Regions from separate parts of the Mus musculus genome. Here regions 2, 3 and 4 are each linked to region 1. The links are chromatin loops, found by intact Hi-C in ENCODE. Cell type or tissue: heart. All regions are shown on one strand. Region 1 overlaps Marchf1 (membrane associated ring-CH-type finger 1). Region 2 overlaps Marchf1 (membrane associated ring-CH-type finger 1). Region 3 has its middle 4.1 kb from the start of Trim61. Region 4 has its middle 10 kb from the start of Smim31.

Region 1 (8,000 bases):
CTTAGGAACAGCAGTTGAAACACTTGAATGTGCATAGTGGGAATGTGGCTGCAATTGGGATATAGAGATGAGGAAATGCTAGGCAATAGTACATTAAAGACACAGAAAATGAACAATTTAGAAATTGGAGATGGTTATCATTAGCAGAGAAAAGGATGGCCACAACAAGTGGTCCTTTTTCTAAAATGGAAGTAAAAAAATGATGGCCACCATAGGAAAGTTGTGATATTTGACTAATAATGTAAGTTTAATAATCTGAATGTTATTGCTAAAGATGATCATAGGTAGGCTTACATGGAAAGAAGATGGGGCTTGGAGAGATGGTTCAATGATTAAGGGCACTGGCTGCTTTCAAAGAGGACCCAAGTTCAAGTCTTAGCACCCACATGACAGCTTACAACCATCTGTTACCTCCAAATTCAGGAACTCCAATGGCCCTTCTGACCTGTGTAGGCAGTAGGTACTCAAGTGGCACACAGACATGCATGCAAGCAAGATGTCCAACACATAAAATTGAAAAGAATTAAAAAAAGAAACAAAGAAAAGTCATTATCAGATTATATACTAGTGATGATGAAAACATTTCAACTCTATTAAGAAAACAAATATGAAGGCAAGGAAAGGTGTTAAGTATGAAATTAATACAACTTCCTTTTCAAACTTCACGTCAACATATGGAGAATGCATTCGTTATCCAGTAAGTTTTCAGTGTGGAAGCTAGAAAACAAGGTGAACTCACATAGCTGCTGCAGGGACACAGAAGAATCTCACTGAACTGCTGTGAGGGTTGAAGATGCAGGCTGTAGTAGAATTGTCTCTCCATAGATCTCCACTTCATTAGTTGAGCAGTGAGAAGAGAACTTCAGTTATTATGGAAAGAAGCCTCATACAGATTAGCAAACCGGAGTGAATAACTAAAAAGCCAATGATGGCTCATGACTTTGAGCTGCCTAATGTCAGCCAGGTTTGAGAACTGTATCTGAGAGAGGAAAAGTCAGGACTTAGAAATGTTGGCAGTGGTCAGAAAGTCTCCAGAAGTCTATATAGCACTACAGCAATGGCTGAATAGATGGCACAACATGAGTAATCATTAAATTCTGTTAAATGAAAGAAGCCAGAAAGAAGAATGTGGGTTACATCATTCTATGTCTATGACAGAGCATAGCATTAGGGGCTAGACCTAGTGGCATATACTTCTGAAACAGATCACTCTACAGTGAGGTGCTCTCTCAGAAATAAGTAAAAGCATAGACTCAAAAAAGGTCACAAGGGCTGGACAGATGGCTCAGCTGTTAAGAGCACTGATTCTCCAGAGGTCCTGAGTTCAGTTCCCAGCAACCATATAGTGGCTCACAACTGTCTCTAATGAGATTTGATACCCTCTTCTGGCATGCAGTTGTACATGTAGATAGAACACTCATGCACATAGAATAAATACATCTTTTTTTTTTTTAAAGAAAGAGAGAGGTTACCACAGGGAACAGGAAATCTTTACGCTCTTAGATATGCCCATGGAACCAGTGTGACTAGGAGAGCTGTGTACACACCCAACATGAAAATCAGAAACAAATTTACAGCATGATTTTTCTTTTTCCATATTTGTTTTTTTTTTAACTCAATTGTGTGCTTGTCAGGCATGAAGTTTGCAAATGACACCATGTCACAATGTCAAAAGTTACATAAGCCTACAAAGAGTGACCTCGAGTTTAGCTTAACAGACTGTGTTGATGTTCACAAGTGAGTAAACAGGTTAAAACTATAAATGTCTACAATTTGATACATTCAGTCTATGTAGCAATTATATCTTGATAAAGCTGTTGTCTATCCAAGCAGAAAGCATGGGTAGGTAGATCCCATTATTAATTTCTTGCATGTCCTTATAAGAAATAGAGATAGTATCTCCAAAGCCTTCCTCTAGATAGTTCAGGTTGGCCTCTGGATGTACAAAGGCCCTAGAGCATCATAAAAGGGTGTGTCATCCTGGCCATGCAGAGATGTACTTGAAGAAGCATGCTAACATGGAAGGAAATACTCTGTTAGACAACCAGTGGATGACTCCATTCCTGAGCTCTGCTAGAATGAGGAACCATGTGCTTGAGACGCAACACAATAGTCTTAGGAAAGGACAGGAGGTCTTTGAGAGGGGATTCAAGCCCTGTGCAGATCCTGTCCTTATCTTGTTTTTAATTTTTATTAACTTTTAAATTAGCATACAAAATGCTGAGTTTCACTATGACATTCCCATGCATATACGCCAACCATTGATTGCAGCTTGCACGTGCTCTCCTCACTACTTGCCCTCATCCCTCCTCCTTGTCTTGCTGATCCTCTTCCCTCCCAGTTGTGCCCCTCCAGATCTCTTATCACATAGCTATCTGTATATATTTAAATGTAGATTCTGTTTATGAAATGAAATACATATTTATCTTTCTTCTTCACTTTGCCTTACTGTCCCTTGTCCCTTGTTTCTCCTCCCTGATCATCTCTTAACACTGTCTCCCAGAGTGGTCCTTTGCTGGTCTGTTCTCCAACTGTTTCCTACGCAACTGTCTCTGCAAGGGTTTATCCTCCTTATCATCTTCTGACCACTGCCTCCCTCTGTGTATATGCTCACTCTCTCCTGCAGTTCTCTGCTCTCTTCTTAGGTCAAAGGGACCATTTTTTCTACATTCTGAATCATTAGCAACTCCCCAAATCCCCACCCCATCCTTCAAGTGCTAAGAAAACAAAACAAAGAGACACAGAGTTATGAGAATATTTTAAAAGGTTTGAATTGCTTATATTCCAGCGTATTCGAATGTACATACAAAGATAAAGATTGCAGATGAAATTAGGGGTAATTTTTATCTGTTTTACATTTCTATGTTTTATAAATTATTTCTAGTGAATAGGCAGTTGATAAAAAAAATGATAACATTGTAAAAGACATAGACACAAATTTCCATGATAGAGGCGAAGTCAGTACCAAGAGAGACAAGTGAAAAATAAATGGGAAAGTAGTATTGGGTCAATAGTTGAAGGGCATGGTTTGTTTGGACTGTACAGGGACCTTCTGTCCTCACAAATAAGAAGAAGGGAAGTGAGAGGGCTCAGAGCAGTTAAAAATATGCACTTAGTCTGAAGACAGGAAGTTAGGGGAGTTTACCCGTTAGGAGTATCCGTGTTCTCCAAAGCAGAAGTGATCTTTGAGCAGACCTACTGTCACATCAGGACATCCTCTCTTCGGGAATACTGTAGGAGTTAGAAGTTTTCCCCCTCCTGTCCCCATCACCCTCACAGCTGCACAAATGGCCTTTGATGACCCAGAGAACCCATGTTCAATGTAACTGGAGATTTGCTTGACTGTAGCACATTTGACCAGCATGACCTGAGACTTTCCCATCCCTGTCTCCCGCCTGCAAGTGCCTGAAGTTTATTTTCTATTTCTGCATAGATCATCCAGGCTGGCCTGCATCTCTTCCTGTGACTCTGAGCTTAGAGACTAGTCAGGTTGTAGAGTTCACCTCACATTTGGTGAGGTCAGCACCAGCAAAAAGAAAATGCCATCTTGAAGCAGGGCTTGCCACCTTTCCCAGCTGTGCCTCCTCCCTCTGCTTCCCCATCCTCTTCTCCTCAGAAGGAAGGACAGACATACTATTTGCATGCTTTATTCCAGAAGAGGTCAGCTTACATCTGTGTCCCCCATGGTTTCGGTTTCTGTGTCACGTAGTCATTGTGAAACTTCTTTAGAAGAATTGTATGAAGGACATCCCGGAATACCATCCACTTTTATCTGGCCACTAGCCAGGCGACATCAGTCCTGAACTCTGTACTCCTTGATGCTGACTGAGTAGCAAAGGCATTCATGGCCATCTGCACACTTGTTCCTCTTCCTGGGCCTTTTCTTCTCAGGCACATCCTCAGCCAAATCTCTGTTCCACACAGTACTACCCAGTTTAAGATATTCTAAAATTCCCTGCCCCTTCCCCTTGTATCACAGTCTATCAGAAGGTATTTATGATCTTCAATAGAACAGAGATACTTACAAAGAAATGTCAAAGAACCATGCTCCATTTTCAACTTGGTAATTGAACTTTGCCTCTTTGGTGGTTTGCTGTTAGTTTCACTGGTTACCATTTTTTTAGTTTTTAATTTTGTGTGTGTTTGTGTACTTGCACACATGTGCACATGTTTGCTGTTGGACGTGTGTCAAGGTCAGAATGACCATGAGAATCAGTTCTCTCCTTCTGCCATGTGGGATTGGGACATTGGACTCCAGTCACTGGGCTTTGCAGCAGACACCCTATCCTACTGAACCATCTCACTCACCCTGATAGGTTGCTTTTCTGAGGTAGGGTCACACTCTGTATGTAGCCCAGGCTGATCTAGAATTCATATAACAGTCCAAACTGGCCTCAAACTTGAGGCAGTCCTCCTGCCTCAGTTTCCTGAGTTTGCTGCGATTAAACACGGACAACCATACACAAATCTTTGGGGATTTTCTAGTTTTGTTTTGCTTTCTTTTAATTAAAAACTATTATAAGAATAAGGTCAGACTATGCAGTAATTTCTCCCACCAAGATGGGATCTAGTGATCTACAACAGCTAATGCTTCAGTAGAGAAAACAGTTCCTTATTGAATAAACTCATTAATAAATAGTAAACCGTAGTAATAAGTAGGAATGAATGACATAGAGAAGGAAACACTGTTAACCTAATTTCATAAAATTTCTAATTGGAAAGAACAGAATGTAATAAACTACTAAATAAGTGCTTTAAAATAAGTGTTCCTCGAGTAAGTATTATTTTTCTCCTTTATACCTTCCATGCGGAGAATTAAACCCAGGGCCTTGTATATGCCAAGCCAATGCTATCCCACTGAGTCACAATCCTAGCCCCCAAGATTACTCTTAAACATTAGACAGAAAAGTGGAGCTGTTATTGAAGGGGAATGTTGCCAGGTCTTAGAAAATTCCTCACAGGAATTTGCAAGCCTAAGGGGCCATTATAGGAAAGAGAGTATCTAGGCACAAGTTCTCTAAGTCCCAGAGAAATCACTCTGGCATTCCTCACACCTGTGTTAGATCCTGAGGCCTCCTGGGGCTGTCCTTATTATAAACCAATTTCTCCCTGAAGAGTTTGACCATGGTAGAATGGAACAGAGTTCCCCTTCGGATGATGCCAATACTAGCACAAAAGTGTCTGTCCCATATGTAAGTGAGCGTTTCCCGTTTTTCTCCCACTTAATTAGTCACTCTTCCTGTTGCTGTGACAAGACAACCATTTCCAACAAAATAAGCATCTTGAGAAGGGTTTGTTTTGGTTCATAAGTTGAAGTTAGAGAGAAGGTGATAGGGAAGGCATGATAATGGGAGCATAAGTCAGTCAGTCACATTCCTAGAAATAAAGAATAATCAAGTTTTAAATTGCATTCTTATTAATGCAAACATGTGTGAATGCCTGTGTACATACATGCATGCCTCTGTGTGTGTGTGAGAGAGCATGTGTGTGTGTGTGTGTGTGTGTGTGTGTGTGTGTATGTGTGTGTGTGCGCGCGTGCTCATGAGCATCTATGTGCAAGCATGCATGCATGCATGCGTATCTTATGAAGCATTTGTAGAGGTCAAATGACAACTTTGTAGAGTTTGTTTACTCCTTCAACCTTTGACCAGGGATTGAACTCAGATCAGTGAGTTTGCTCAGTCAATGCAGTAGGTGATCTGTACCCTCTCACCAGCCCCACTTTCTCCTTTTTATTCAGTCTAATACCTCGGCCTACGAAATGATGCCAGAGACATTCAGTGTGGGTATTTTCACTGCAGTTACCATGATCTAGAAATTCCTTCATGGACACACCCAGTAGTTTGTTTCTTTAGTGATCCTGCATTCTGTCAAGGAACAATATTACTAACCACCACTCCTAATACCAAGTGAGCTGAGAATCAGCCCTGAGAAGTGGAACTCATTCCAGTAGGGGTGCATTGTTTGAGAGTAGAATAAATAAGTCACACATCATATCAAAATACTTTTAAAACTGATTTTAGACATGTTAACTGAGACACTATTCATTTAAAAGTGGTACTAGATCTGAAACCTGAATCAATAAGTGACATATTAAAACTGAACTAGCTTCATTTAAGATCCAACACAACATTTGCAGATTTATTTCAAAATCTTAAGTGATTAAAAGACTCTCTACCAATAAAATAAAATAAAATGAATGAATGAATAAATAAATAAATAAACTCTCTAAATTCTGTGCAATATTGAGATGTGAGGGTAGCATTGAGTCCAGACAGGATGGGTAGATAAGAATGTTTTTGATTCATGAAAATAAGCATAGACAAAAGGAGTGTCCATAGAATTGAGCTTATTGTGAGTGTGTGTAGGGAGGATAAAGAGACTTTCCTTTCTCTTTGCTGCCATCTAAAGGAATATTCTAGAATGATATTTAACAACAGTGAAATGCCGTTGAAAAGCAATATAAGAGCTTATAACATCAAAGCCTATTATCTCTTATTGATGTGCAATTACACAGTCTCCTAATCTAATAAACACTCCAAATTTCACATCTGCCACCCCAACCAGTGATTTTCTTTTCCATCAACTAAAACAACCCTGTCCATTGTGATATTTCTTCATTAGCTCCTGAATTAAAAAAAAAAAATCTGTCACCTTAGTTTCATGTTCTAAGCCTTGGTTTCTTTGTCTAGAAAATGAGGTATTAAAAGTGAGCAGTTTAAAATATCTTTTTAAATTGGGCCAGGAGGTAGGCAGATCTCTGTGAGTCTGCAGCCAGGCTGCTCAATACAGTGAGATCCAGGGCAGCCAGGCCAATGTAGATAGACTCTGTTTCAAAAATCAAACAAACAAAAGTAACACAATAATAATAAAAGATAGATAGATAGATAGATAGATAGATAGATAGATAGATAGATAGATAGATAGATAGATGTCTTACCAGGCCTGGAGGTACATATCTGCAATCCCAGTACTTGGAAAGTAGAAACAGGAAGATTATTTCAAGTTTGAGACCAGCTTGGTTACATTCAGAGTTTCAGCCCAGCTACAGCAAATATAGAAAATATCTTCCCCAAGAAACCAACAGTCTCCGAATACTCCTAGTCTTTCAGTCTGCTTGGGAAATGGAAAATCTCTTCTACATCCAAGGTTATGACCACCAAGTGACCACAGAGCAGCCCCCACAGATGCTGTGGAAAATCACTAAAGAAGAACAAGAGACAGGCATGGCAGAAATCAACATGGGAGATGGACTTCCAGAGGGGAGTATGGTCAACTGACACATGACTGTGTCTATTCCAAGGGTCCTTAAATCCACAGGGAAGAGAAACTGTGCATGTTAGAAATGCGATCCAGTTTCTCCTGTGTGCCTACACACAGGCATCTGCTGTGCGTAAGTAAGCATCCCATGGACACAGCACCACACAGTTTCTAATCTACCTGCGGCCTGAGGCAGAACCTCTGGGAGAAAGCAGGACAGCCAATATTTTTAAAGAAACTTTGTTTAATCTGTTGATTTGATCTTTAACTAATTTGTGTTTTTACCATGATAATGGCAGCTCAGACACAGGTAGCCTGCAGGAGAATATGAAAAAGCTGGAGGAATAGGATCACTAATACGAAGCTATGATTATGTGTCTGGTTAGTTCTCTAAAATATTTCCTTAAACACTTCCTTTCTTTGGGATGCAACTCTCAGCCTTTACCCTACACAAAAATCATTTGCAGCACATGGTAACAATGCATATTCCTAGGTTTCTACCCCCCAAGTCATGAAACCATGATGCAGTCCAGGAATTCACCATTTTAACTGCTTACCCAATGGATTCATGCAGATGTTTCTAAGTCACATATATTACTGCCACCTCAAGATAGATTTATGAAAAATACATCTCTCTCTCTCTCTCTCTCTCTCTCTCTCTCTCTCTCTCTCTCTCTCTCTCACTCACTCACTCACACACACACACACACACACACACACACACATACTGCTCACAAATC
Region 2 (8,000 bases), 110 kb before region 1:
ACATTTCCCTGATGGCTAAGGATGTCTGCCACTAGAGATTCCCCTGAGAGAATTCCATTTAGATCTGTACCCCATTTTTAAAATTGGGTTATTTGGGTTGATAGTGTCTAATTTCTTGAGTACTTTATATATTTGGGATATCATCCCTCAGTCAGATGTGAGGTTAGTGATGATCTTTCCCCATCCTATAGGCTTCTCTTTTGTCCTACTGAGGGTCTCCATTGCCTTACTGAAACTTCTCAGTTTCATGAGGTCCCTTGGATTCTAGTGCTTGAGCTATTGGTGTTCTAGTCAGTAAGGTGTCTACTGGAGACACAAAATCTTTTGCAATGGTAAATAGTGATCATTTTAGTTTATATTGATATCTGTTCCTCATAGGGAAAGATTCATTATGTATCCAACTGTTACAAAAGGGAACTGGGCAAACAGATGCATAAATGCTCTAGGTTACTGGAAGGGAAAGGCCTGGGGCAGTGAACAAGTGACCCCAGAAGAAATGAAGACAAAGACATTCCTGTATTTCAGCTGGTTTGTAGGTCACCCTGACCCTTTCCTTGTCCAGGTGCATGAGAGGAAATACTCAAAGACTCAGAAGGAATCTAGAGCCCCTATGTTTGTTAACCATTATATTGTCAAATCCTAATGCATTTGCATGACCCAACATTTATTAAATTAGTGGTTAAGTATTTTAGAAAATTATTCTTGACATTTACTGAATGTAAAAGTTGTTGAATCAATAAAATGTGAAAATCATAGACTTTTAAGCTGAAATAAGAGAAGACAAAGAGGAGGAAGGAGAAACAAAAGAAAGGTACAAAAGAAAATGTGTAGTCAGAAAAATGTAAAACAAAATGAAAGTGCATATGAGGACATAAGAATATGGATATAATTTCCTATGTCTTTATTCAAATATGTATCAAATATTTATTACCAATTTATAAGTTTATCTTATTTCAATATATATAATTTTATGTATAAAAATTAATTTGTCTCACTTTAATTTTTGCTTTCTAGTTTTTATATATGGTTTAAGAAACCCTTATCACATGCTTAATTATTTAACTTTATAGTTATACTTTTATACTGATCTCTTTCACACAACCTAGACGTTATTATGCATGATAGTATTTATGATTAGGAAACCGTATTTTTGCAAGCAACTTGAAAATATGTCACATATGTTGACTATCTCCATATTCTAAAAGTATTGTGGATTGTAATTTTATCAGAGATGGCTAACTGAGGCATTACAAAACTCATTTCCTTAAAGACTTTGAAGAGTTAACAGAACATGGTGAAGTACCTGGCTATGCTGTGGCTACACTTCCCCAGGAAGCATTCACCAACTTCATAAACAGCTGAACAGTTGAAACTTGGATAAACCAAAGTTAGAGCCCTGGACATACTTCTCCAGTACCCAGGAAAGTTAGTCTTCCTTTCAATAACTAACTAGTCAAGGCTAAACCCAAGATCTGAGTGTGAAAATGAAGTAGACACAGCCTGAAACAATCCCTGGAACAGGAGTCATGCAATCATGGAGTGTTAATGGCACCATGCCCCTGACTTTGCACAATCTTAAATTCACTCACTATTATGATAGCCACTGAAGGCTAAATAGACAATGAGACACGTTAAGACAAGCCATGGTTCAATCAGAAAATGGGAAGCCATTGTGTCTAGTCCAGGTGTAGGGTACTTGCCAGAGTGGCTAAAAGCTCTTCCCAATCTTAGATCTGAGAGCCTGGAGGCCTGGGAAACTCTCATAGATAGTCAAGCTTCTCATGAACAGGATACCACAGGAGGGCTTCTCAGGGTCTTCATAAAAGCTGCTGCTGAAAATTTCAAGAAATTATCTGTGGTTCCCACAAAGTACCTCATTGTACAGAAGGGAAGTAGAAAACCTAAAAAGCTTACCAGAAAGCCACCACAATTCTCAGGTTAGCCCATACATTCAACTGAAAATACTTATGAAGGATGAACTGTGAATTTAACCTTTTAAACTAATCCAAAGCCTTTCTCACCAAAAGCTATTGGGAGAGAGAGGGGAGTGCAATAGCATCCTAAGTCATAGCTTACTCTAATTTCTGACTTGGGATAAGCTAATTCTTCCACTCAAGCCTTTGCCAATGCTGTACTTAAAAAATAAACTACTCTGCTGTCCACCTGCCTTCAGAATGTCATCTTTATCAAACAGCAGAGTTCTTCACCTTCCCTCAAGACTATCTTGTACTCGTCACCTCTGGAATCAGGCATTCCTCTGAGTCATGCTCTATCATGTAAATATCCTATGGCTTATTATGAAATAGTGTTTTTCTAACTGATTCTTACCCATGGGTTTCACCTGAAACCCTAACCATTACTTTTCGTTTTCTTAAGGTTTTATTTTAAATTCGTGGGTGTTTTGCCATCAAGTACGTCTGTATACTATGTGCTAGTCGGTTGCTTGTTGGATCCTCTGGAACCGGAACATAGTGGGCTACCATGTAGGTGCTGTGAATCAAACATAAATCCTCTGGAAGAGAAGGAAGTGCTATTAACCACTGAGCCATCCTCTAACTGTTCTTAAGATAATCACTATTCTTTAATGTTCATGTGTTTGTGTGTGTGTGTGTGTGTGTGTGTGTGTGTGTGTGTGTGTGTGTGTGTGTGTGTGTGTATAGAAAGCCTCACTGTGTAAGGTTAGTATTGCAACACTAATTAAATAAAATTCATCAGTTCATTTCTAAGTTGTGGGAACCTGGACATCCTGAATACACCCATAAAGCTATAATGAAATTTCCCTCATGTTCTAGCTGCTCATACCAAACAGAGTAAAATAAAATCACAGACAGTTTGCCATATACTTATGTATCTAAGGACCACAACTCAGTTCCTCTGTGACAATATGCTTCCTAACTGGAAATGTTTGGCAAAGTTATTATAAGGACTTGGTAGTCATTTATTCTAAAACAAAAGGTTCCAAATAAGCTTTCCAAAAGGTGACAGTATCCCTTCACAATAGTGAGGAAAAGGAGCCAGCATAGATGGCCATCAGCAGACGAAGGAATAAAGGAAAACTAGAACATGCAAAATAATATTTTATTCGGCTGTAAAGAAAGGTGAAATAATGAATGGGTAAAGGATTCATCTAGAAATTACTAAGCAAAACAACTTAGAAAGACCAACATTACATGTTCTATATCATATATGGACCATGAATTTTAAATTTTACTTGTGTGTTTTGTAAGGAGGGTAAGACTTGGTTGTGGAACTTGAAAGTGTATCAGGAGAAGATAAAAGAGGCCTAATTAAGGAACGAGGGGGAAAAGGATGGAAAAGCAACTGAAGACAGAAGGGCACAAGGCAGGAAGTGAGAGAGGATTGTGAAGAGATAAAATATAAGTAATAATAAATCTATAACTTTGTATGCTTACTTAAAGTTTAAAGAAGCATTCTTTTTAAGTTGTTTCATTACAATATTTGTGTGTGAACATGGAGAGTTGGACTAGAGGCAAATGTCAAGATACGCATGTAGACCTCAGAGGGCAAGTCGTGGGAACTGATTCTCCCCTTCCATCCTATGAGTTCCAGGGATCTAACTCAGATCTTCAGGCTTGAGGACCAGTGCTCAGTCTTGAGACCCACCCAGTCTTAGTACCATCCTGAAGGAACACTCTTAAAAACTGTACTCTTACTGGTTAGGGGTGGTACTTTGTGACTATTTTCACTTCTCCATTCTGAGACTTTGTCTAGTGTGAAGTTGTATGTATCTTATGAATGCCATCACCGCCTCTATATACCAACACTGTCGTATCTGGGTGATCCTGTTTCCTTGGAGGCATCCACCATGTCTGTCTCTTATCATCTTTACCTCCTTTTTCTCATAGATCCTTGCACCTTGAGGGGTGGGGGAAGTCTCATTTAGGCTTGAGTGTTCCCAAGTCTCTCTGCCTATATATTGTCCAGTTGTATGTTTGTGTGACAATTTCCATGTACTGTAAGAAGCAACTTCTCTGATGAGAGTTGAGTGAGTGACAAACCTTAAACCAGTTTTCTCCAATGGACTGTTCCTAGGTATAGCAACCACTCTTTGCCTAGGAGTGTGTGTGTGTGTGTGTGTGTGTGTGTGTGTGTGTGTGTGTGTGTGTGTGTGTGTGTTTACATGCACACATTGTTTTGTTTTGCTATTTTAATTTTGGCATATTGGGGCTTTTTTTTCTTCCATTTTTTTTTGAGAGAGAGAGAACATGAAGTTGAATAAGTAGCTGGGTAGGGAAGATCTGGGAAAATTGGAAAAGGGGAATGAGTAAATCAAGATTTATTATATTTTATTATATATTTATTAAAATATTTTAATTATATTTTTCCATCCACTCTAAAAATTTTTTACAATAATGGACACCATAAAGCTACATGTTTCTTATAAAAGTACTCTAAAATGATGGCTATCTCTGCCCTCTGGAATATTATGTAAATTTGGTGATTTTTAAAAATATAACTTAAATCTTAATTTAAAATGATGAGAAATAAATTTCTGTATTTTGACATCAAGAGAAAGTTTTATGTCTTACATGATTTTCAATCTTTTAAAATTTATTTTTATTAATTTTTAATAATAATTCGTTATATTTATTGTTTTTATTAATTTTGTTACTACTATTATTAAAGCCTTTGGTATATGAAGGAAACTAAACATAATGAAGTATTTTTCTTTAGTTGGCTGGTATGCCCAATTTCAAGCACACTCAGAGCCTGTGAATGTTTTTGAAAATAGAGCCCTGTCTTAGTCAGGGTTTCTATTGCTTCACAAACTATCATGACTAAGAAGCAATTTGGAGAGGAAAGGGTTTATTTAGCTTACACTTCCACATTGCTGTTCATCAAACAAAGTCAGAATTGGAACTCACAGAGGGCAGGAACCTGGAAGATGGAGCTGATAGAGAAAACATGGAGTGGTGCTGCTTACTAGATTGCTTCCCTTCACTGTGAGCCCTCCCTCCTGGATCACTAATTGAGAAAATGCCATACAGGAAGATCTCATGGAGGCATTTCTTCAATGGAGGCTCCTTTCTCTGTGATAACTCCAATGTGTATCAAGTTGGCACACAAAACCAGCCAGTACAAGCCCTTTATGCACCTTCAGTATAGCTTCAGTTTGTTCCTGGAGTTCAAATACATTTCTTGGTTCCAGGATGTCTGCAGAAAATAACAATGCTGGTTTAAAAAAACCAATACAGTACTTTTTAGATTGATCTCTGTCTGTCTCTCTCTCTCTCTCTCTCTCTCTCTCTCTCTCTCTCTCTCTCTCTCTCTCTCTCTGTGTGTGTGTGTGTGTGTGTGTGTGTGTTAAGACAGAGGATACCTTGCAGGAATCATTTCTCTCCCTCCCCTCCACTGTATGGATCGTGGGGATCAGATTCAGGGCCTTGGGCTTGTTAGCAAGCACTTTTCCCCTCTGCTGATTTTATCAAAGGGTGGCTTTAAAAAGAATAACCTGAACACATTTTGTCTATGAAATTCCCCTGTGCTATTTTCGTCACCAGATATTAAGAAAACTACCAGCAAGGCAACCGCTAGATGCACTAGGACAAAAAAAAATCCTGCTTCTCAAACGACTTAAAGCCAAATTATAAGATGAAAATAAGGAAAGTTGGGGTTCTCTGTGTTCTCTTTACTTTTCCTAAAGTCATATTTTAAACTGTTTTTAAATTATGCTTTAAAATGGGAACCTATAACAGTGGTCAGAAACAGGAAGTGTAAAGCAGAACCTGTAGGTCTGTGAAACAGGCCAAGAAGCACATTTCTGAGCATCAAGTCTTATGACCTGATCTCCTCTCATGGTCCCTCTGCTCCTGACAAATAAACATGACACTGACAATCATAATAGCTGGCCAATCGACTCATGAAGTAAGCATGGTGAAGCGAATAGGGAGAAAGGATGGATGTTAAAGAGAGATGGCAGTGCTCTGAACACTAAAAGCAGCCCTGGAAATGTCCTGATAACAGATGCAAGAGCACTTGCCGTAATACCTACACCACATTGACATAAATCCCAAGGGCTTTTGAAAATTATTAATTTCCATATAATAAAATGTACTTTCTATTACTGGCCAAGTACTTACTTAAAGATGAGAATCAGTCACAGACTAAATGAAGCGCCTGAGAGAGAAAATGTAATATACAGCTGCATGATGATGTCCAGAATTTTATCAAGCCAAGTGACTTTATCAGACAAAGTATGTCATGTTCACATGATACAACAGTTCAGATATTCTGGCTAACCTAATTCTCTGCTCCTGAGCTAAACCAAGGGAAACACTTTGATGACTTGGGATTTTCACTAACATCTGTTCTGCATGTTTTGTTGACTGGATAACATGCTCAGCAGGTAATTCTGAAACATCAAACACTTTACCCTGTGAGGTTTATTAAGTGTGTTCTCATGCATCATGCGCATTACTGTCCATCTGAAGGGGTTGGGGAGAAATGCTATGCTGAGCCACCAATATACAGCCTCAGCAGTCATCGAAATATTGAAACCTCTGTGAGATTATCTTGGTAGTCTTTTTTTTTCCATTTTTTATTAGGTATTTAGCTCATTTACATTTCCAATGCTATACCAAAAGTCCCCCATACCCACCCACCCCACTCCCCTACCCACCCACTCTCCCTTTTTGGCCCTGGCGTTCCCCTGTACTGGGGCATATAAAGTTTGCAAGTCCAATGGGCTTCTCTTTCCAGTGATGGCCGAATAGGCCATCTTTTGATACATATGCAGCTAGAGTCAAGAGCTCCGGGGTACTGGTTAGTTCATAATGTTGTTCCACCTATACGGTTGCAGATCCCTTTAGCTCCTTGGCTACTTTCTCTAGCTCCTCCATTGGGAGCCCTGTGATCCATCCATTAGCTGACTGTGAGCATCCACTTCTGTGTTTGCTAGGCCCCGGCATAGTCTCACAAGAGACAGCTACATCTGGGTCCTTTCGATAAAATCTTGCTAGTGTATGCAATGGTGTCAGCGTTTGGATGCTGATTATGGGGTGGATCCCTGGATATGGCAGTCTCTACATGGTCCATCCTTTCATCTCAGCTTCAAACTTTGTCTCTGTAACTCCTTCCATGGGTGTTTTGTTCCCAATTCGAAGGAGGGGCATAGTGTCCACACTTCAGTCTTCATTCTTCTTGAGTTTCATGTGTTTAGCAAATTGTATCTTATATCTTGGGTATCCTAGGTTTGGGGCTAATATCCACTTATCAGTGAGTACATATTGTGTGAGTTCCTTTGTGAATGTGTTACCTCACTCAGGATGATGCCCTCCAGGTCCATCCATTTGCCTAGGAATTTCAAAAATTCATTCTTTTTAATAGCTGAGTAGTACTCCATTGTGTAGATGTACCACATTTTCTGTATCCATTCCTCTGTTGAGGGGCATCTGGGTTCTTTCCAGCTTCTGGCTATTATAAATAAGGCTGCTATGAACATAGTGGAGCATGTGTCCTTCTTACCAGTTGGGGCATCTTCTGGATATATGCCCAGGAGAGGTATTGCTGGATCCTCCGGTAGTACTATGTCCAATTTTCTGAGGAACCGCCAGACGGATTTCCAGAGTGGTTGTATAAGCCTGCAATCCCACCAACAATGGAGGAGTGTTCCTCTTTCTCCACATCCACGCCAGCATCTGCTGTCACCTGAATTTTTGATCTTAGACATTCTGACTGGTGTGAGGTGGAATCTCAGGGTTGTTTTGATTTGCATTTCCCTGATGATTAAGGATGTTGAACATCTTTTCAGGTGCTTCTCTGCCATTCGGTATTCCTCAGGTGAGAATTCTTTGTTCAGTTCTGAGCCCCATTTTTTAATGGGGTTATTTGATTTTCTGAAGTCCACCTTCTTGAGTTCTTTATATATGTTGGATATTAGTCCCCTATCTGATATAGGATAGGTAAAGATCCTTTCCCAATCTGTTGGTGGTCTTTTTGTCTTATTGACGGTGTCTTTTGCCTTGCAGAAACTTTGGAGT
Region 3 (8,000 bases), 1.4 Mb before region 1:
AGAGAGAAGCACTGAATCTTTGTTCTCTGGGCCTTCCAGAGCTTACGGAGTTGTTCCTTTGACTACATAGATGAGGCGGTTCAAAAGAAACGATGTCTCCATGGCAAACGGGAAGGATCTAAACTAGCTAAAATTAAGGGCAGGATTCTTGCCAAGACCTTAGAGTTGAGTATCTAGCCAACACAGCTTCCTAAAACAGGTGAAGGAAAGGGCAGAGAAAAAGGCGAAGCTAAAGAGAAGGTGATTGTGCCCAGGTGCATCACCTCGACCCAGAGACACGCCTTAATGGGCACCAAGGGAAGACTGCGGTCTGCTGGAGCGTATCTATTGCCTTACGACATATCTAGATATAAAAGAACAAAGCAACAACCCCCGACTGTAAAATCAAAAAAAGCTAAACCCATTGTCTCAGAACGAGAGAGAGCTTTGCAGCAAAGCTTCTTCACACAGCCTGGAGGGCAAGGTGAGGTAACTGAACAGGAACCAGCACCTCCCTGGGTAGGTTTCCATCTTCATGGACCAGCAAGTGGGGCAGTCTACCCTTCTGCAGAATTATGACCCACTCCAAAATTCAAATTCACCAGGGTAGATGGATGGTTATGAAATGGTTGGAGAAATTTGAGGGTAAAACGTTTACAAGGCTGAGCAGAGCCTGTAAAATCGTCTTGGCTTCAAGGGAATTGGGTTCTCAAAGGTCTGAAAGAGGTCTTTCGGGGACACTATCAGGAAGTAGGGACATGCCCTACATAGGGAACTCAAAATGCTGAGATGGGCAAGTCAGTGCCTGAGGCTCTTCTGGGCTATATCATCATCGTCATCATCACCATCACCATCATCAAGTAGAGGGCAAGACAGTGAAGTAGCTTAAATGTGATGTGGTGTCTGGAGTTGGAGAAATGGCTTAAGCATTTGCTGCTCTTGCAGAGGACCACATTGGGTTTCCATCACCCACAGGGCAGCTCACGCTAACCATAACTCCAGTTCTGGGGGACCCGATGCCCTCTGTGCTTCCAAAAGTGCTGGAAAGAAAAATGGTTCAGACACACATACAGGCAAAACACTCAAACATATAAAAATAAGTCATTAACACAAAAATTAAACCTTTTTTTTTATTGTTGAAACAAGGTCTTATTGTGTAGACTTGGGTGTCCCAGAAACTGATCTGTGGATCAGACTAACCTTGAACTCAGAGGTCTGTCTGCTTCTACCTCCTGAGTGCTGGGATTAAAAGCACTTATCACCATACCTGGAAATATTTGAGTCTTGAAAGAACCTCTAGAAAAAAAACTGAAAGGAACCATCCAGTGGAAGAAAGACAGCATTTTCAACAATTGGTGCTGGCACAACTGGTTGTTATCGTGTAGAAGAATGCGAATCGATCCATACTTATCTCCTTGTACTAAGGTCAAATCTAAGTGGATCAAGGAACTTCACATAAAACCAGAGACACTGAAACTTATAGAGGAGAAAGTGGGGAAAAGCCTTGAAGATATGGGCACAGGGGAAAAATTCCTGAACAGAACAGCAATGGCTTGTGCTGTAAGATCGAAAATTGACAAATGGGACCTAATGAAACTCCAAAGTTTCTGCAAGGCAAAAGACACCGTCAATAAGACAAAAAGACCACCAACAGATTGGGAAAGGATCTTTACCTATCCTAAATCAGATAGGGGACTAATATCCAACATATATAAAGAACTCAAGAAGGTGGACTTCAGAAAATCAAATAACCCCATTAAAAAATGGGGCTCAGAACTGAACAAAGAATTCTCACCTGAGGAATACCGAATGGCAGAGAAGCACCTGAAAAAATGTTCAACATCCTTAATCATCAGGGAAATGCAAATCAAAACAACCCTGAGATTCCACCTCACACCAGTCAGAATGGCTAAGATCAAAAATTCAGGTGACAGCAGATGCTGGCGTGGATGTGGAGAAAGAGGAACACTCCTCCATTGTTGGTGGGAGTGCAGGCTTGTACAACCACTCTGGAAATCAGTCTGGCGGTTCCTCAGAAAACTGGACATAGTACTACCGGAGGATCCAGCAATACCTCTCCTGGGCATATATCCAGAAGATGCCCCAACTGGTAAGAAGGACACATGCTCCACTATGTTCATAGCAGCCTTATTTATAATAGCCAGAAGCTGGAAAGAACCTAGATGCCCCTCAACAGAGGAATGGATACAGAAAATGTGGTACATCTACACAATGGAGTACTACTCAGCTATTAAAAAGAATGAATTTATGAAATTCCTAGCCAAATGGATGGACCTGGAGGGCATCATCCTGAGTGAGGTAACACATTCACAAAGAAACTCACACAATATGTACTCACTGATAAGTGGATATTAGCCCCAAACCTAGGATACCCAAGATATAAGATATAATTTGCTAAACACATGAAACTCAAGAAGAATGAAGACTGAAGTGTGGACACTATGCCCCTCCTTAGATTTGGGAACAAAACACCCATGGAAGGAGTTACAGAGACAAAGTTTGGAGCTGAGATGAAAGGATGGACCATGTAGAGACTGCCATATCCAGGGATCCACCCCATAATCAGCATCCAAACGCTGACACCATTGCATACACTAGCAAGATTTTATTGAAAGGACCCAGATGTAGCTGTCTCTTGTGAGACTATGCCGGGGCCTAGCAAACACAGAAGTGGATGCTCACAGTCAGCTAATGGATGGATCATAGGGCTCCCAATGGAGGAGCTAGAGAAAGTAGCCAAGGAGCTAAAGGGATCTGCAACCCTATAGGTGGAACAACATTATGAACTAACCAGTACCCCGGAGCTCTTGACTCTAGCTGCATATATATCAAAAGATGGCCTAGTCGGCCATCACTGGAAAGAGAGGCCCATTGTACTTGCAAACTTTATATGCCCCAGTACAGGGGAACACCAGGGCCATAAAGGGGGAGTGGGTGGGCAGGGGAGTGGGGGTGGGTGGATATGGGGGACTTTTGGTATAGCATTGGAAATGTAAATGAGCTAAATACCTAATAAAAAATGAAAAAAAAAAAAACTGAAAGGAATATTTTGATGCCCTTAAAAGATACAAGCAGGGAGTCAGAGGCAGATAGATCTCCGTAAGTTTAAGGCCAGCCTGGTCTACATAGTGAGTAGCCAAGGCTACATAAAACATACCTGTCTCAAAAAAAAAAAAAAACAAAAACAAAAACAAAAACCCTAAAAAGAAGAAGAAGAAGAAGAAGAAGAAGTAGTAGAAGAAGAAGAAGAAGAAGAAGAAGAAGAAGAAGAAGAAGAAGAAAATCCAACCCAAACAAAACAAAACAAAACCAAGTCAAAAAAAAACAAACAATAAAATGAATAATATAAAAGTGAGAAGATAGACAGAAGGTAGTAGGAACCAGAGGAGTAGTGATGTGGTGCTGATAGAGTCCTAGGTCTTTAAGCATTTGTGTGAGTGTGCAGGTCTACCATGTGTGTCCCAGGGACTTGGCAGCTAGTACCAGTCACACCACTTACACTGTTTTGTTTTGTAATTGAGACAGGATCCCACTGTATAGCCTGGCCCGCCTGGAACTTGCGCTATAGAAGACCTGGCCTTAAACTAGTAGAGATCTTGTATGCATCCTGAGAACAAGGATTAAAGACATGTGTCACCAAGCCAAGCCTGGTACTTATCCATTTGGGGTTGTGTGTGTGTTTGTGTGTGTGCGTTGAGACTCTCATGCAGCCTAGGCTAGTCTCAAACTTTTCCTCTTAATTTTTTTTTATTTTAAAGATTGATTTATTTAGTTTTATGCATGTAGGTGTTTTGTCTACCTGTTTATGTCTATGCAGGACTATCTATGCAGTCCTCACGGCGACCACAAGAGGGCATCAGAATCCTCGAAACTGGAGCTAAATTGTTAACCACTGTGTAGTTGCTAAAGAGTGGAACTTCAGGTGCTTTTAACCACTGAACCATCTTTCCAACCCCCAGCTTTTATCCTCTTGCCTTAGCGTTCCAACTGCTATGATTACAGCCTACAGCCCTGCGCCTAGCTAACACTCAAGTTGTCAACCGGACTGAAGCGATTTCTCCATCCCAGATAGAAAAACCCAAGCCTTAAGACCTCCATCCACGTGCATGCTGCGGCTTGTGCGAGTCCACAAATGTGTGCATGCGCACAAATACATACATGCATACATACATACATACATACGAAGAAGAGAGAGTTTGTGGCAATCTGACTTTCATGCTTCCTCTTTCAGTGAGCCTGCAGAGTTTACCACCGTGTGAGTTAGCTCCTCAGTCAAGAAATATCTTTCATGGCTATTACTCCTCAATGCTCTGTAACCGTGCTCTCTGGCTGTCCCATCTGACTGTAGCAGATCCATCTCCTTGCAAGGACACACGGCAGACTTTTTGTATGCTGTATAAAATGGATGTCTACGAGCCGGCACAAACAGTTATGTCTTTGTACTTTATGCTATAGAGGTGGCTTAGCTTTGCCTTTCAACCATGTCTCCAGGACTTCAAATCCAACCCTGCCCTGTTCTCTATGGTTTGACCTCCCTTTCTTCTTCCTTCCTTCCTTCCTTCCTTCCTTCCTTCCTTCCTTCCTTCCTTCCTTCCTTCCTTCCTCTCTCACCAGGGTTTCACTAAATATCCCAGACTGGCCTTAAACTCATTATGTATCCTAGGCCATAACAATAATATTTAATAATTAAATCCTGGTAGGGGAGTGGTTTTTCTACCCACCCTAGTGCTTTACATTCCTGAATGAAGGACACACACACACAGCCTTTATATCTTGGTGTGCCTTATACAACACAATAGCTGGACCATTTCCTCACCTCCATGTGGTTAATCCACCTCCCGCTGATAATCCCGAGTTATTACTTACTAAACCCTATATTCTATCTTGGCTGCCCTACACCCAGAGAGCTGCCTTCTGTTTTGCCCTCTCTTGGCTCCATCACGTGGTGGCCATGCCTCTCTGTCCTGCACTCTTCTCAGGCATGGCGTCTCTCCTCCCCTCACTCTCGCAGCTCATTATGGCAGATCCCCTTCTCCTTTCCCTTCCTCTCTGTCCCAAGCCTGGGAAGTCCTAAAAGCCCTGTTTCTGTCTGCTCTGCCCAGCCATTAGCTACCAGCATCTTTACCAGTCAGAACCAACTGGAGGCAGGGTCCCTCAGTGTCTTATGCACGGATTTGCAGACTCTCTTGTGCAAACAACTTTGGGGATCCATATTAGCATTAGGACACTAAGCAGCATTAGGCCAAACCCACAATACACTAGGCTGGACTTGCTTCAGTCCTCTTGCCCGAGCCTCTCAAGGGCTGGGAGCAACAGGAGTGTCATCACAGGTGTTGTTACCACAGATATGTGCTACCAGGCCCAGCTAACTAGAATATCTGAATATCCTTTTTTTTTTTTTTTTTTAAAGATTTATTTAGTTGTGTGTATGGTATGTGTTCTGTTTTCCTGAAGATCTGCATGACAGAAGAGGGCATCAGACCCCATTATACAGATGGTTGTCAGCCACCATGTGGTTGATGGGAACTGAACTTAGGAACTCTGGGAGAGCAACCAGAGCTCTTAACCACTGAACCACCTCTCAGCCCCACATCTGAATATCTTTCAAGGGAAATATCTTGATTCTCTTTTAACTTACAAGTGTAGAAGGTTTTTTTTTTTAAAAAAAAAACAGATTTATTTATGTATATGAGTACACTGTAACTATCTTCATACACACCAGAAGAGGGCATCAGACCCTATTATATAGATGGTTGTGAGCCACCATGTGGTTGCTGGGAATTGAACTCAGAACCTCTGGAAGAGCAGTCAGTGCTCTTACCTCTGAGCCATCTCTCCAGCCCCAGGTTTAGAAGGTTTTTGGTTTTGGTTTTTCAAAATGCACTAAAGGCTTTAGCAGATGTGAGGCATTACAGCCATTTCTATTTTGGCTTATGTGTATTTCTACTGCTCTTATAGAGCACTGGAACTTGGCTTCTAGCACCCATGCTAAGAGGCTCACAAATACCTATAACTCCAACTGGGATCTGATGATACCACAAATAAGAGAGGGCATTTTTTTAAACATTTGTTTATAATCTTTTTCCATCCTAAAAGACAGTGTTTTTGTTTGTTTGGATGTTTTGTTTTGAGGTGTTGTTGTTACTTTGTGTTTGTGGGTGCTTGGTTTTACTTGGCTTTTTTTGTTTGTTTGTTTGTTTTTTGTTAGTTTTGTCTTTGAGGTAAGGTTTTTATCTGTAGCCCTGGCAGGCAGGTCTAGAACTTACCATGTTGCCCAAGCTAACTTCAAACTCACAACAATCCTCCTGCCTTAGTGTTTTAGTTAGGTTCCTGTGAAGAGACACCAGAACCAAGGCAACTCTTATAAAGGACAATATTTAATTAAAGCTGGCTTACAGGCTCAGAGTGTCAGTCCATTATCATCAAGGCAGGAACATGGCAGCTTCCAGGTAGGTATGGTACAGGAGGAGCTCAGAGTAATTCTACATCTTGCTTCAAAGGCAAACAGGAGACTACTGCCTTCCAGGCAACTAGGAGGAGGGTCTCAAAGGCCACCCCCAAAGTAACACACTTCCTCCAATAAGGCCACCCCTACTCCAATAAGGCCACACCTCCAAATAGTGCCACTCCTTGGGCCAAGCATATTCAAACCACCACACTCAGCTTCTAAAATCTGGGATTACAGACATTGAGCCACCATACCCCACTCCCAAATACATGTAATAAAACTCTGATAGCAAGCCAAAAACCCAGGATAGTGTCAGATTTCCTAATTTCAAAACAACTTTGTGGTGGTGCTATGGATGGTAAATTCTTTTTTTTTTTTTTAATTAGAGCACTTTTAATTTATTCTTTGATGATTCACACATGTAAACAATGTATCTCTATTGTAGGTGTAGCCCGGGTTGGCCTTTCTCTAGATGCATGATCCTCCTGTCATGACTTCTTCAACACATCTTCCTGACCTGTGCTACCACACCCTGACACACTGTTTACGTAATAAGCTCAGACTTCTTTATTCATAAATAAGGGCGAATGTTTTAGTGATTTCTCTCATTCTGATATGTGTACAAAGCAAAAATTCTAGCAAACATGTGAATTTGTAAATTTATTTGGCTTTTGAAACAGGGCCTCCTTGTGTGGCCTACTCTGGCCTCCAACCCCCAATAATCCTCCTGACTCAGTCATCTTGAGTAATGAATTTACAAGCAGATGCTACTGTACTTGGTTTGAATTTGTAAATTTCTTTTTTTTTGAAGGTTTGCTGAAGCCATATCATATTTTTATCATATCCATAAGGACAATGATTCTTTTTTTAAAGGTTTATTTATTATATGTAAGTACACTGTAGCTCACACACACCTCAGATACACCAGAAGAGGGCATCGATCTCATTGCAGATGGTTGTGAGCCACTATGTAGATGCAGGGATTTGAATTCAGGACCTCCAGGAATAGCAGTCAATGCTCTTAACCACTGAGCCATCTCTCCAGCCCAAATTTGTAAATTTCTTATCTGAAACTGAATTAAAAATGTGTGATACAAAGCCATCATCAGTCTTTAAATGGATACAGACTAAGAACAAGTTTGATCACTTGGGAATCCTTAGAAACTAGTTAAAACGTAGAGAGGATAGTCTAAGTTCTTAGTGATTTATTTTTTATTTGCATGTCTTCTCATTACTGGCTAGCACCAAAGTTTAATCAGAATGATGGGCAGGCATCTATCAGATGCAGATCTGCTCTTCACACTGGTTTATTGTGTATCTGTGAGTAGTTTTATATCATGGTGCACATATGGAGGTCAATGTTTCCTTCTTCCAGCATGTGGGCCCCAAGGGTGGCCTCATGTCCTCAGGCATGGCTGAAAGCACCCTTATCTACAGAACCATCTTGCTGGCACCTAGATTTTTTTTTGAGAGAGAGAGAGGGGGAGAGAGAGGTAGTGAACAGGGTATTATTATGTACCCCTGGCTGCTTGTAACTTGCTATGTTGACTAA
Region 4 (8,000 bases), 1.3 Mb before region 1:
TGGGTCTTAGTCTGCATAAAGATGGGGAAGCTGGCTGAACACCAGCTCATGACTCTGCTTCCTGGCTGAGAGGCTTCCCCAGCTCCTGCCTCCAGGGCTACTTAGCCATAATGGAGTGCACCTGAGAGCCAGGGTGAGTTGCTTTTGGTCAGGGTATTTTTTTTTTTTTTAATCATAGCAATAGGAAAAGTAACTAAGAAAATTAACATTCCCAATCCTTTAAAATCCTGTTGCAAGTAACCCAGGCCTCTCTTCCCTTTTCCAGGAACAATAACTTCACTTGAAAATAAATGTAGGGTTCTTCTTTCTTCCAATTCATTTTTTATTAGTTTTTCCAGCATTTTGGGTCCCTGTAACCATCTCACTCATGGCTTTGTGTCTTTTACAGACTTGGTTAAGTGTCAAGTTACTGTGAAAGCTGTTGAAAACCATGGGATGAAGGTACCATTACAGGAGCTGGGATTGCAGCACAGTAGGTCGAATGCTTGCCCGACATGCACAAAGACCTGGCTCCAATTCCCAGCATTGCATAAAACAGACTGAGTGGTGCACACCAGCACTAGGGAGGAGAAGACATGAGGATCGTGAGTTCAAAGTCACCCTTCATATGGTAGAGTCTTTGACCTGGGCTACTTGAGATCATGTCCAAAAATGATTAAATGAAGAAAATAGAACATACACTGGGTGTGGTGGTGTATGCCTTTAATCCCAGCACCCACAGTGTGATGGATCTCTGTGAATTCAGGTCTACAAAGTGAGTTCCTGAACAGCCAGGGCAACACAGAGAAACCTTGTCTCAAACAAACAAATAAACAAACCATCAAACAAACAAAGCAAAAAAAACAAACAAACAAACAAAAAACCTACCACCTTACTTAAAACCTTTTGATCATTATTCCTGTTGGTTGTATTTTCCACACAGCTCCTAGTCTTTGCATGGACATTGCCACCCACTGAAGCATCTCTGATTAGGTCATGATGAGGGCTTGATGACAGCCAGGCACACTATTTCAGTAGTCAGTGTATGATGGAGGGATGGTCTAATGCCGTTGGTATGTGGATATTTTGTGTTGTTGCTTTTTTTTTTTTTTTTTTTTTAAATAGTAGAGTACTGTCTGTTTGGTTTGTCTCAGGGTAGTTGGAATAGTTTTTAGACTAGCGCCCTAAAGAGAAAAAGCCCACTTTAACCTGTGGTCAGATACTACATCTAGTGAATAGGAGATACATAACACTAGGTTCTGACAGCAGCACAGGAAAATTCCCTCACTTTTTATGTATTTAGAGCTTTTTTACTCCAGGGCTGCAGAGACGACTCAGCAGTTAAGAGCACTTACTCCTCCTGCAGAGGTTCTGGGTGAGACCCAGACCCATATAACTCCAGTTCTAGTGGATCCAACAGCCTGATCTCCACAGCACTATGCACATGTGATGCATATACATTCATGGAAAATAAACAAATCTTTTGGGGAGTAGAGAATTTATCAGTGGTTAAGAGCACTTGCTGCTCTTGCAGAGAACTCAGTTGGGTTTCCAACTTGCATGGTGGCTCACAATCACCTGCAACTCCTGTTCCGAGGTATCTGACACGCTCGTCTCATCTCCCCAGCACCAGGCATATACATAGAGTCAGGGAAAACATATACATAAAAGTATAAAACCTTTAAAACTCGGAAATAGAGTCATCTCTCGCATAATACATCCCAACCACCGCCCCCCACCCCCCACCCCCAGCTCCCTCCAGCCTCCTCTCCTCCCCAGATCCACTCGCTGTCCATTTCCTCTTCAGAAAGGGGCAGGTTCCTAAGAAAGGAATGCCAAACAGGACACCACAGGATACAATAACACAGGATGAGGTTGGATAAGGCAACCCAGTAGGAGGAAGAGTCTCAGGAGCAGACAAAGGAGCCAAAGACATAGCCACTCTACTGTTAGGAATCCCACAAGCCCCACTGAACTATAACAGCTGTGACATACGGAGATGACCTGGTACAGGTCCATGCTGGTCCTGGGCTTGCTGTCTCAGTCTCTGTGAGCCCATGTTAGCCCTGCTTTGACGATTCAGTGGGAAAACGTTCTCCTGCTGTTATCCATCTCCCCTGACTCCTGCTGTCTTTCCTTCACCTTTGCCCCTGGGTTCCCTGATCTCTGAGGGGAGGCACCTGACAGAGACCTTCTATTTAGACTTTCTCTCCCCATAATATCTGCCTGTGGGTCTCTGTTCCTGCTCTCATAGGCTGCTGCAGGAAGCCTCTCAAATGACGATTGGACCAGGCACTGACCTGTTAGTGTGGAGAGTATCATTAGGAGACATTTCATTGACCCTTTCCCCGTCTCTGTCATGCGTTGTTTTATCGTAACACTAGGTATCCAACATCCAGTCTCTATCATCCAGGCAGTGCAGGGCAGGGGCTCCCTCTCTTGGGATGGGTTTCAGTTAAACCAAATACTGGTTGGCCACTCTCACATGCTCTGCACCTATATTGCCCCAGCAAAAATCTAAAACTTTTTACTTCATAGTAATAATGCTAAAATTCAGAAAATGTCACAGGAGAAAAGTTTCTTGTTTTCATTCCTATTTTAAAGGTGGTTCCGCTATTCTCACTGAAGAGAAGTAGTGTTCTTGGCCAGTGTACCCATCCACAGAGATTCTATGCATATAATCTAATAGTGTGCCTTAAAAAGGCACAGTAGGGATGTTATAACTCGTAATTTTTAATATTTAAAACTTCCGTTTTCTACATCTTGGAGATTATCCTATGCCATGAACACTTTACATAGTTATGAAGGCATATTAGTTTGAAATCTTTGATATTTACGTCTGTTTTGAGATATGTTCTTATTCTATTGAGCTGCTATTCCAATGAGATGTTCTTTTAAGTTGCTACACTTTAGATACACTGCTCTCAGCCCACCTGATGTGGTTGTTTACCTTTATTGTCATACTAAAATATTGACAATCACATCATTTCTATTCTTTAACATATTCAAAAATTGGATTATAATTAGATCATTTTACCTTCCCTTTTCTCCTTCCAAACCCTCCCATGTCCTGCATTTTTGATCTCTTTCAGACTCATGGGCTCATGTTCCTTAATTTTTAACCTGCTCAGCATGTGTAATGTTACCTGCACATGTCTTCAGGGATGACCATTACATATTGATAACCAGCTGCTGTGCTCCTCCCAGCAGAAGCCCCTCCCACTCCCAGCACTCCTTAGTTGTCTGTAGTTCTTTGTGTAGGGTTTCGGTCTTGTGGGCTTTCCCCATCCACTTCGGCATGCCTAGTGTTGTCATCTTTGTTCCAGTCATGTATGTGCAGTCATGTTGGTGAGCTGTATTGGTGTAGTGTCTGACATAGGAGGCATAGTCTCATAACAGATTCCCTGATTCTCTGGAGCTGACAATCTTCCTCGCTCCTCTTCTGCAATGACTCTTGAACCTTAGGTACAGGAGGTGTATTGTAGATATATGCATTGGGATGGGGCTCTACAACTCTGTGTTTTGAATAGTTGTGAAATCATTTTAAAGTTAAAGAAATATCTTTAAAAAGCCAAGCTAGCATAGACCACTAGATGGTGCTACCTTCACAGAGAACTGAAGTAGATATTTCTCTCTCTCTCTCTCTCTCTCTCTCTCTCTCTCTCTCTCTCTCTCTCTCTTTCTCTCTCCCCCCCTCTCTCTTGCTCTCTCCTCTCTTTCTGTCTCTGTCTGACTGCCTGGGCATTGCTCTCCAAAGATGTGATGACTTTTCTCTTCCTAGCTATTTTATGTGTTATTTATATGTATATATGCATCCTTTCATAAAAATTCCCTTATACTGTGAATTACTATCTAGAACTTTTAAAAACAAGATCTTGGGAGGCAAGGGCAAGTGGATCTCTGAGTTTGAGGCCAGTCTGGTCTACAAAGAAAATTCCAGGACAGACAGGGCCACACAGAGAAACCCTGTCTCAAAAAACAAAACAAAATAAAACAACACAAACAAAAAACAACCCCAAACTACCACTACCACTAACAACAACAATACCCAGGATCTCACGTAGCACAGGGTGACCATAAGTTCATTGTTATCCAAGGATAACTTGTGATCCTCCTGGTTTCACCTGGGGTTACAGGTGCTGGGGTTACAGGTGCTGGGGTTACAGGTGCTGGGGTTACAGGGGTGTGCCACTATGCTCAGTTTTATGCAGTTCATGGGATGGAACTCAGGGCTTTATACATGGTGGGCAAACATTTTACTAACTAAATTACAGCCAACTCTTACTTAGAATTTGAAAAAGAAATTCTAATACGTAATTAGAATTGTTCATAACATTTGTTGAATGAATAATTTTAAATTGTGAGGAGGGTAGGGCGTAGTGGCAACACCTTTAATCCCAGTACCCAGTTGACAGAGACATCTGCTTCTGTGAGTTTGAGGCCGGCTTGGTCTTCATAGTGAGTTCCAAGATAGCAAGACCACCACCACCACCACCAAAACAACAAAAACAAATTGTAAGGATGTTATAAGTTCACCATACTTTATTTTATCTCTGAGAGCAATAATTATGTTGTGTTTGGGATCTGGCTTATACCAAAATTAACATAAGGCAAGATACCACCAGGTATCTATTAAGTTACTAAGAGATACCCTAATAGAACAGTCCTGGTGCACCAGGTATAGATGTTTATATCGGACATCACTGTCTCATCTTTAAAGGCATGATGTAGAAGTCAAGCTCCTAGCAAGGCAGTTGATGTGTTAACATGCTGTTCTTTTTATTTTTTTTCAGTTTTCTCTTTTTTTTTATTTTTGTTTTTTTTATTAGGTATTTATTTCATTTACATTTCCAATGCTATCCCAAAAGTCCCCACCCGCTCCCCCACCCACTCCCCTACCCACCCACTCCCACTTTTTGGCCCTGGCGTTCCCCTGTACTTAGGCATATAAAGTTTGCCTGTCCAATGGCCCTTTCTTTCCAATGATGGCTGACTAGGCCATCTTCTGCTACATATGCAGCTAGAGACATGAGCTCTGGTGGGTACTGGGTAGTTCATATTGATGTTCCACCTATAGGGTTGCAGATCCCTTTAGCGTCTTGGGTACTTTCTCTAGCTCCTCCATTGGGGGCCCTGTGATCCATCCAATAGCTGACTGTGAGCATCCACTTCTGTGTTTGCTAGGCCCCGGCATAGCCTCACAAAAGACAGCTATATCTGGGTCCTTTCAGCAAAATCTTGCTAGTGTATGTAATGGTGTCAGCGTTTGGAGGCTGATTATGGGATGGTTCCCTGGGTATGGCAGTCTCTAGATGGTCCATCCTTTCGTCTCAGCTCCAAACTGTGTCTCTGTAACTCCTTCCATGGGTGTTTTGTTCCCAATTCTAAGAAGGGGCAAAGTGTCCACACTTTGGTCTTCATTCTTCTTGAATTCCATGTGTTTAGCAAATTGTATCTTATATCTTGGGTATTCTAAGTTCCTGGGCTAAAATCCACTTATCAGTGAGTACATATTATGTGAGTTGTTTTGTGATTGGGTTACCTCACTCAGGATGATGCCCTCCAGGTCCATCCATTTGCCTCGGAAACTTGAAGTTCTTATCATAGAGATCTTTCGCTTCCTTAGTTAGAGTCACGACAAGGTATTTTATATTACTTGTGACTATTGTGAAGAGTGTTGTTTCCCTAATTTCTTTCTCAGCCTGTTTATCCTTTGTGTAGAGAAAGGCCATTGACTTGTTTGAGTTAATTTTATATCCAGCTACTTCATTGAAGCTGTTTATCAGGCTTAGGAGTTCTCTGGTGGAATTTTTTTTTTGATTTATTTATTTATTTATTATATGTAAGTACACTGTAGCTGTCTTTAGACGCACCAGAAGAGGGCATCAGATCTCATTACGGGTGGTTGTGAGCCACCATGTGGTTGCTGGGATTTGAACTTCGGACCTTCGGAAGAGCAGTCGGGTGAGCCATCTCACCAGCCCTCTGGTGGAATTTTTAGGGTCACTCATATATACTATCATATTATCTGCAAAAAGTGATATCTTGACTTCTTCCTTTCCAATTTGTATCCCCTTGATATCCTTTTGTTGTCGAATTGTTCTGGCTAGAACTTCAAGTACAATGTTGAATAGGTAGGGAGAAAGTGGGCAGCCTTGTCTAGTCCCTGATTTTAGTGGGATTGCTTCTAGCTTCTCACCATCTACTTTGATGTTGGCTACTGGTTTGCTGTAGATTGATTTTATCATGTTTAGGTATGGGCCTTGAATTCCTGATCTTTCCAACATTTTTATAATGAATGGATGTTGGATTTTGTCAAATGCTTTCTCCGTATCTAACGAGATGATCATGTGGTTTTTGTCTTTGAGTTTGTTTATATAGTGGATTACGTTGATGGATTTTTGTATATTAAACCATCCCTGCATCCCTGGAATGAAACCTACTTGGTCAGGATGGATGATTGTTTTGATGTGTTCTTGGATTCGGTTAGCAAGAACTTTATTGAGGATTTTTGCATTGATATTCATAAGGGAAATTGGTCTGAAGTTCTCTATCTTTGTTGGGTCTTTTTGTGGTTTAGGTATCAGAGTAATTGTGGCTTCATAGAATGAGTTGGGTAGAGTACCTTCTGCTTCTATTTTGTGGAATAGTTTGTGAAGAACTGGGATTAGATCTTCTTTGAAGGACTGGTAGAACTCTGCACTAAACCCATCTGGTCCTGAGCTTTTTTTGGTTGGGAGACTATTAATGACTGCTTCTATTTCTTTAGGTGATATAGGACTGTTTAGATCATTAACCTGATCTTGATTTAACTTTGGTACCTAGTATCTGTCTAGAAACTTGTCCATTTCATCCAGGTTTTCCAGTTTTGTTGAGTATAGCCTTTTGTAGAAGGATCTGATGGAGTTTTGGATTTCTTCAGGATCTGTTGTTATGTCTCCCTTTTCATTTCTGATTTTGTTAATTAGGATGCACTCCCTGTGCCCTCTAGTGAGTCTGGCTAAGGGTTTATCTATCTTGTTGATTTTCTCAAAGAACCAGCTCCTCGTTTGGTTGATTCTTTGAATAGTTCTTCTTGTTTCCACTTGGTTGATTTTGCCCCTGAGTTTGATTATTTCCTGCTGTTTACTCCTCTTGGGTGAATTTGCTTCCTGTTTGTCTAGAGCTTTTAGGTGTGTTGTCAAGCCGCTAGTGTGTGCTCTCTCTAGTTTCTTTTTGGATGCACTCAGAGCTATGAGTTTTCCTCTGAGAAATGCTTTCATTGTGTCCCATAAGTTTGGGTATGTTGTGGCTTCATTTTCATTAAACTAGAAAAAGTCCTTAATTTCTTTCTTTATTCCTTCCTTGACAAAGGTATCATTGAGAAGAGTGTTGTTTAGTTTCCACGTGAATTTTGGCTTTCTATTATTTATTTTGTTATTGAAGATCAGCCTTAATCCATGGTGATCTGATAGGATGCATGGGACAATTTCAATATTTTTGTATCTGTTGAGGCTTGTTTTGTGACCAATTATGTAGTCAATTTTGGAGAAGGTATCATGAGGTGCTAAGAAGAAGGTATATCCTTTTGTTTTTGGATAAATTGTTCTGTAGATATCTGTTAGATCCGTTTGTTTCATAACTTCTGTTAGTTTCACTGTGTCCCTGTTTAGCTTTTGTTTCCATGATCTGTCCATTGGTGAAAGTGGTGTGTTGAAGTCTCCCACTATTATTGTGTGAGGTGCAATGTGTGCTTTGAGCTTTACTAAAGTTTCTTTAATGAATGTGACTGCCCTTGTGTTTGGAGTATAGATATTCAGAATTGAGAGTTCCTCTTGGAAGTTTTTACCTTTGATGAGTATGAAGTGCCCCTCCTTTTCTTTTTTGATGACTTTGGGTTGGAAGTCGATTTTATTAGATATTAGAATGGCTACTCCAGCTTGTTTCTTCAGACTATTTGCTTGTAAAATTGTTTTCCAGCCTTTCATTCTGAGGTAGTGTCTATCTTTTCCCCTGAGATGGGTTTGCTGTAAGCAGCAGAA

Evidence for each region. Peaks named below come from ENCODE experiments on the same cell type or tissue, not always from the same donor. Only the 100,000 strongest peaks of a DNase experiment are listed, where the experiment ranks them.
Region 2: a loop joins it to region 1, with 4 times the contacts of the local background. A loop is called at or near these places in 26 of 42 quality-filtered maps.
Region 3: a loop joins it to region 1, with 4 times the contacts of the local background. A loop is called at or near these places in 8 of 42 quality-filtered maps.
Region 4: a loop joins it to region 1, with 5 times the contacts of the local background. A loop is called at or near these places in 14 of 42 quality-filtered maps.

Annotation. Positions count from the first base shown.
Region 1 is chr8:66,434,951-66,442,950 of GRCm38, forward strand. The region is part of intron 7 of Marchf1 (membrane associated ring-CH-type finger 1); the gene reads left to right. Among named protein-coding and RNA genes, the nearest start is that of Tma16, 48 kb to the right of the region's middle. In heart, a CTCF peak has its summit at 6,412; a DNase peak (open chromatin) is centred at 3,771.
Region 2 is chr8:66,328,680-66,336,679 of GRCm38, forward strand. All of the region lies in intron 5 of Marchf1 (membrane associated ring-CH-type finger 1), which reads left to right. Among named protein-coding and RNA genes, the nearest start is that of Tma16, 150 kb to the right of the region's middle. In heart, no CTCF peak of the experiment used is centred here; no DNase peak of the experiment used is centred here.
Region 3 is chr8:65,018,826-65,026,825 of GRCm38, forward strand. No RefSeq gene overlaps it. Among named protein-coding and RNA genes, the nearest start is that of Trim61, 4.1 kb to the left of the region's middle. In heart, a CTCF peak has its summit at 3,838 (motif pointing right); no DNase peak of the experiment used is centred here.
Region 4 is chr8:65,135,681-65,143,680 of GRCm38, forward strand. No RefSeq gene overlaps it. Among named protein-coding and RNA genes, the nearest start is that of Smim31, 10 kb to the left of the region's middle. In heart, a CTCF peak has its summit at 3,567 (motif pointing right); no DNase peak of the experiment used is centred here.